Regions from separate parts of the Homo sapiens genome. Here region 2 is linked to region 1. Evidence: read pairs that join two places in POLR2A ChIA-PET (ENCODE). Cell type or tissue: CD4-positive, alpha-beta T cell. All regions are shown on one strand. Each heading gives the region's core, and the rest is flanking DNA. Links, peaks and the distances in the headings are about the cores only.

What was found. ChIA-PET counts read pairs that join two places held together with the same protein. Peaks named below come from ENCODE experiments on the same cell type or tissue, not always from the same donor. Only the 100,000 strongest peaks of a DNase experiment are listed, where the experiment ranks them.
Region 2: POLR2A ChIA-PET joins it to region 1 with 7 read pairs; 3 of 35 experiments call an interaction of 5 or more read pairs at or near these places.

Annotation. Positions count from the first base shown.
Region 1 is chr6:127,899,693-127,902,626 of GRCh38, reverse strand. It overlaps THEMIS (thymocyte selection associated), which reads left to right and starts at 1,569. Exons shown (of 6, transcript NM_001010923.3): 1 at 1,569-1,785. The coding sequence starts at 1,695. In CD4-positive, alpha-beta T cell, for the core only: no CTCF peak of the experiment used is centred there; a DNase peak (open chromatin) is centred at 1,476; H3K4me3 peaks cover 1,745 bases; H3K27ac peaks cover 1,758 bases.
Region 2 is chr6:127,993,364-127,996,297 of GRCh38, reverse strand. PTPRK (protein tyrosine phosphatase receptor type K) reads left to right here. Exons shown (of 30, transcript NM_002844.4): 18 at 760-836. Among named protein-coding and RNA genes, the nearest start is that of PTPRK-AS1, 33 kb to the left of the region's middle. In CD4-positive, alpha-beta T cell, for the core only: no CTCF peak of the experiment used is centred there; no DNase peak of the experiment used is centred there.

The sequences.
Region 1 (2,934 bases), core at 261-2,760:
AATGAAGCTGGACTGATTATTGAAAATGTCAAATAGGATTACAAAGAGTTGAAACAGTTTTATAAGCTCCATATCAAAACTAGGCAGTTTTTATCTTTCTAGGTCATTTACATGATGGCCATGGTAGAACTGAGATGTCCCCTGACCCTCTGTATGTGGCTATGCTCTCTGCAGCCTAAGGCCAAAACAGTTAATAGATAAGTGCCTGGGTTTGGTTACTAAAGAAAACGTGTAGATTCCTGTCATCTTTCAAGTGTATACATACCAACCAGTATTCTTTATTTTTTTTTTTTTTTTTTTTTGAGACAGAGTCTTGCTGTGTCATTCAGCCTGGAATGCAGTGGCATGTTCACAACTCACTGTAGCCTCAAACTCCAGGGCTCAAGTGATCCTCCTTCCTCAGCCTCCTCACAGCTGGGACTACAGGCATGTGCCACCATGCCTGGCTAATTTTTTAATTTTTTTGTAGAGACAAAGTCTCACTATGTTGCCCAGGCTGGTTTTGAATTCTTGGGCTCAAGCAATTCTCCTACCTCAGCCTCCTAAAGTGCTGGGACTACAGGTATGAGCCACCGTACCCAGCCTCAACCAATATTCTTCTACTTTACCTTAAAGAGACTTAGGAACTACCACCTTTAATTGTATATATTTTAAATATTGTTTCAGTTACATGCAAAAAATAGAGAGGGGCAGGATTTTGAAGAGATCAATGTTCATGAGTTTTCTCCTGCTTCCTTTGGTGCTGATCATTTCCCCTCCTAAATTTCAACAATAAGATCAGAATTGTGGAATTGTGAACTTGGAAGAAATTATAAAATTTATTGGACTCTTCTACTTCATCTCCATTTAGTAAATAAAACAAATGAAAATCAGAGAAGACAAGGCTGACGTTAGCCTGTAAATCAAAAGCAGAACTAAACCCAGAAAATGCAGGTTTCCTGACAAGTAATTTTAATACTTTCTACTATAGTGTAGAGATTAGAAAACTCATTTTAATGTACTTTGTTAATTTACTGTATCATTTTGCATATTCTATCCCTACCCTACCCTCCTTTAAGATTCAGCAAAATTTTTAATGTGGAAGAATAAAAAGTGGTTTCAATACTCTCTCCAGAGTATAGTATCAGAATTCTAAAAAGAGCTGACGCAAAGCACTTTTATTACCAATTTTAATGTAAAGGCACTGACAGTATGCAAATAAGGCACAAAGCCAAGCTTTAGAAATGAACTAGAGAGATAATGAATTCACATGGTGCCATTTTTAAGATTAGACTTTAGTCCTATATTCCTGTTCTTTGTTGGTGGGCAAGCCACAAGCAACTCTGACCTCAGTTTTGCTACCATAGTAGATGCACACCTGGATTAACAAAGGACAGAATGCGCTACTTAGCACGTCTCATTTTTTGGGCAGTGTCTGTTCACCCCACCCCCATCCTGTTCAACTTCAATGTCAGAAGGAAATGAAGCCACAATGTGAACAAAAAGAGCTATAACATTTTTTGTCTCCTGCTTCCCCCCTCCCTCTTCATTGTCCTCCCCACATAGAGCTACTCCACCCCACTCTGGCTGTAGTGTGACATTCCTGCCTGCCTGAGGAAGAAATGGTGAGCAGGGGCTGCAATTGCAGACAAGTGTCACCCAGAAGCCACAAGTTTCTGTGAGCACCAGGTCTACAAACTACCCAAGGCATAGCAATGGCATTATCACTGGAAGAATTCGTCCACTCCCTTGACCTCAGGACCCTACCCAGGGTTCTAGAAATCCAGGCAGGCATCTATCTTGAAGGTAAGCACTCTCCAATACCTTTACTGGCTAGAACATTCTTGTAAAGTATACATTTTTGAAAATTGGAGGGGGGGAATTTTAACAGCAAATATGTGAGTTCTGGTAAAGGAAAGGCGATCACAAAAGAAAGTAATGAACTGACCAACGAATCGTCAAAAGCCAATGGTGTTGGAGAGGGGAGAAACTAGACAGGACTCTGGGACAGACAGAAATAAGGAATTGAGTGAAGCTTCTTGAGCTTTCTGTAGGCCTTGAATGGTGAACTATTTCTGCCTTTGCTTTGAAATTGGTTGTAATCAAGAATAATAAATTTAGTTATCAATATTTATGTTTCCACAATATAAAAAATAAAATTTAGCTTGCTAAAACAAAAGCAACTATCAAAGGCACAGTGTTTAGAAAGAAGTATTTCCAAATATTTCCCAAACTTTTAGCTCCTAAATGTTGCTTATACCAATGTTTTTCTCACTCTGTAGTGGCCTAACTCCAAATTCCTTAAATAATGAAAATTTTAATTTGAAGGTATAGAAATTATTGCTACAAGATAATTTTTAAAAATTGATGTTGAAACTCAGAGTTCAATTAAACTTATTGAATAATAAGATAGTGAGTTTTGGTGTAACTCACTATGTTAATTCAGGTGAAAGAACATTATAACCTCCAATATACAACCTAGAATCTTTACATGGTTAGTTTGAATACATAGAATACAATTAATAATTCTGTAGGTGTATTTCTGGCCTCAAGAGTGGTAGAATTGAAGCAGTTGTAGAAACAGATCAAGACAAAACTACCAGGAAAATAACTTAACTGTTGGTAGGCAGGTCTTTCTTGTTCGTAGACAAAATAATGTATTACATATTATGTTGCAAAGTAAAAGAAAGATTAACACGTCAGCTCCAGTTTTTATATATATTATATATATATATATATATATAAAATATACACACACATACTTGCAGGTGATGAATTGATATGGGCTGTTATCAGCTTAGTGTACAGTTTTATTTAACTAATTTGTAAGTTGATTTTTGGAATCAGACTATGTTTTGCCGTGTATAATCATATTATCAATGTCTCTATTTCTAAGCCAGCCCCAAATCATTTTTTGTCTCATGGTTTGTGTTTTTTAGGCTTTACGTAAAAAGT
Region 2 (2,934 bases), core at 93-2,592, 94 kb before region 1:
GATCTTTTCAGTTATAAATTGTTTTAACACTTCCATCAAACATATTCAAGATTGGGGTGTTATTCTTTCCACGTGCCTTTAATTCTTACTTGGAGCCACTGTCTAAACTCCAGTTGTTCGATATTATTTATCGTTAGGGACTTCCTCCTGAGTAAGTCCTCAAGATATACACGGGATAATAAAGTCATTATCAGACAAAACCACAGGATCAGTAAAGAAAGTAGCAGATAGTTTAACTTGTAACTAGCTGCTGATTTACCTAGACCACTCTGCTCTGAATTTAAATTATTTTAAAGTATCTTATGAATAGCTCAAAATCTAACCTTGATTCTCAGGGAGTAAGAAACTGAGAGCGGGAATTCAAAATTCACTTTTTAATTCTGTGGCTCATTTGCTGTAAAGTGCAGAAGAAAAGGATCCAACCCGTTTAAAGTCATGACTAAAAAGCAAAATTAGAAGTTAAGTCTAGTTCAGTTATGTAGACAATTCTATGACTCAAATGATTACTTACCAGACAATTTCATGTCTCCTAAACACTAACTATGAAGGTTCAAGTCAGTGAAGCTTAAGTCACACAATATTATAAGTGTAATAGCAAGGTTCACTAACATTCTTATATTTCTTCAAAGGACTGATTTGGTAGTAGTATACTATGGATAGACTATGGGCAACCACTGAATTCTTTAGTCTCTACCAATGACATTGTCTCAGAACAGGGGGAAAATTTAACAGCTTATATTTATTATTTTAAAATTTTAGATGATCACTCCAGAGTGATTTTGCAACCCGTAGAGGATGATCCTTCCTCAGATTATATTAATGCCAACTATATTGATGTAAGTATTTTTATAGTTAAGTATGTCTACTTTATTGGCTTATATATATGAACCTTTTTGCTTATTACCTATAAAGTGATTGCTAGCTTTTTAAAATATAAAAGTACAAACTGTACACTTTTCCTTGTTCTGCGTCCTAGTACTTACTGACATTGTTGTGCTTTCTTTCACACCTGACTTTGGTTTGGGCTGTAGATTTGGCTGTACAGGGATGTAAGTACCACTATATGTAAATAACAGCACCCTATTATAAATACAAACATTCTTAATTACAGTTATTACTAACGCTCTGTTACTACTAGTTATTTCTGCATGCTTCACCTAATTAGCTTCATACAATATATCTCTGTTCGTTTTTTTGTAATTCTTTCACATGCGTAAAGATCTATTTTACCACCTTCCCTTTTCTTGTGTAGAAAAACAGGACCATTTTTAGCTTTGACAGTTTATTATGTACTCGAGTTTTATTTGTTGATGATTTCTGTTTCTGGCTTTTATTCTTACCCTTCCCTAAACATATGTGAGAAGCTGGATAGTATGATGTGTATTAGTGTTACTGAAATTTTACTTTTTACATTTGACTTCTGACGTTAAAATGAGTAGGGAGACTATTTTGTGATGTGTTGTATTGGCTTTTAAAGTAATAAAATTACTCAGGCAAAATAATTACTAAATTTCAATTGTAAAATACACATATCACACATATATATCGAATCACAGAAATGAAAAAGGTTGCTTTGATCATATATTTCACTGTTAAATTTTGATTACATACATATCTACATGGAAATTCTTTATTTAAAGGAAGTAATTATCAAACAAAATATAGAATATTCTTAAAGGGCAATATATTACATTACCTATAAGGAAGACCTGGTTCATAATCACCCTGGAGATCTTGGGAATGTTACTTCTCTCTCTGTACCTCAGTTTCCTTATCTTTGCAGTGGGGATAATAATAACAGTACTAACCTCATCACTTTGTTGTGAGAATTCAATGAAGTAATGCATGTTGAGCATTTTGCCCAATGCCTAGCATATATTTAGCACTCTTTAAACTTCAACTATTTTTTTTACAATTAAAATCTAGGTGTGCTATAATTAAATTGATTCACAATATGTATAATTATAAGACAAAAGGTGGAGGTATTAAGAATGGTAGCATATGTATACTTCTATAGACCTAAAAGGTATGAAACCTAGGACCCAACATTTTATAATTTCCATAAATAGGAAATAATTTTCATTACATTTATTAGGTTCACATTTTAGAGTTATGAATTGTCATTATGTATTTAGTTGAACTAATATATTTTATAAAGCATAGTATATGAGTATATGAGTTCAATTTCTGATCATAATCTTACTCTTATTCATTATATAAATTTATCAAACATCATTATGTAAAACTAAGCTAATGGTCTAATTTTTAGAATAAAAAAATCAACAGTTCTATGACAAATTTGTAATTGTTCTTACCTATTTAGTTTAACCTGGGTTTTCTGCCAGGACTTGTACACTGGAGCCTTGTTATAAAATTATTTCATGGTTCATATGGTAGGACTGTATTTTAAATAAGACTTGTTATCTAGTCTTTCTGTTAAGACCCCAGTGTATTTTGGTCTATTTCTATACAATTTCATAATTTTCCCTCTCCCATTAGTTCATTATATGTAAACGATATGAGTATATACTTCTGCAATTGGTATTTTTTTTAAGAAGTGGAAATGAAATACTTATAAAGCTTGGAAAAATTTTTCCATAAAACATTGTGCTATTTTCCATAAAACATTGTGGTATATTAAAAATTTGAAATCTTCCAAATTTGCAATAACGTAATACTCATGCTATTAAATTTTAGGTTGGAGATCTCAGTTCACATGTATTTATATGTGTATTGAGTTGCCCACACCAGTATGTGGACAAATTGTACCACAGACTTTTACTAAGGCTCATTGGTAAATATGCAACAAATTCAGAACTTAGGATCATATCATCAACATTTTTACAACTTATGCTTTGTTGTTATTCAAACCAATTGAAAGCAACTAAAAATCTATTCCTCCTCAACAGAACTTTTAGCACACTGAAAAAAAAA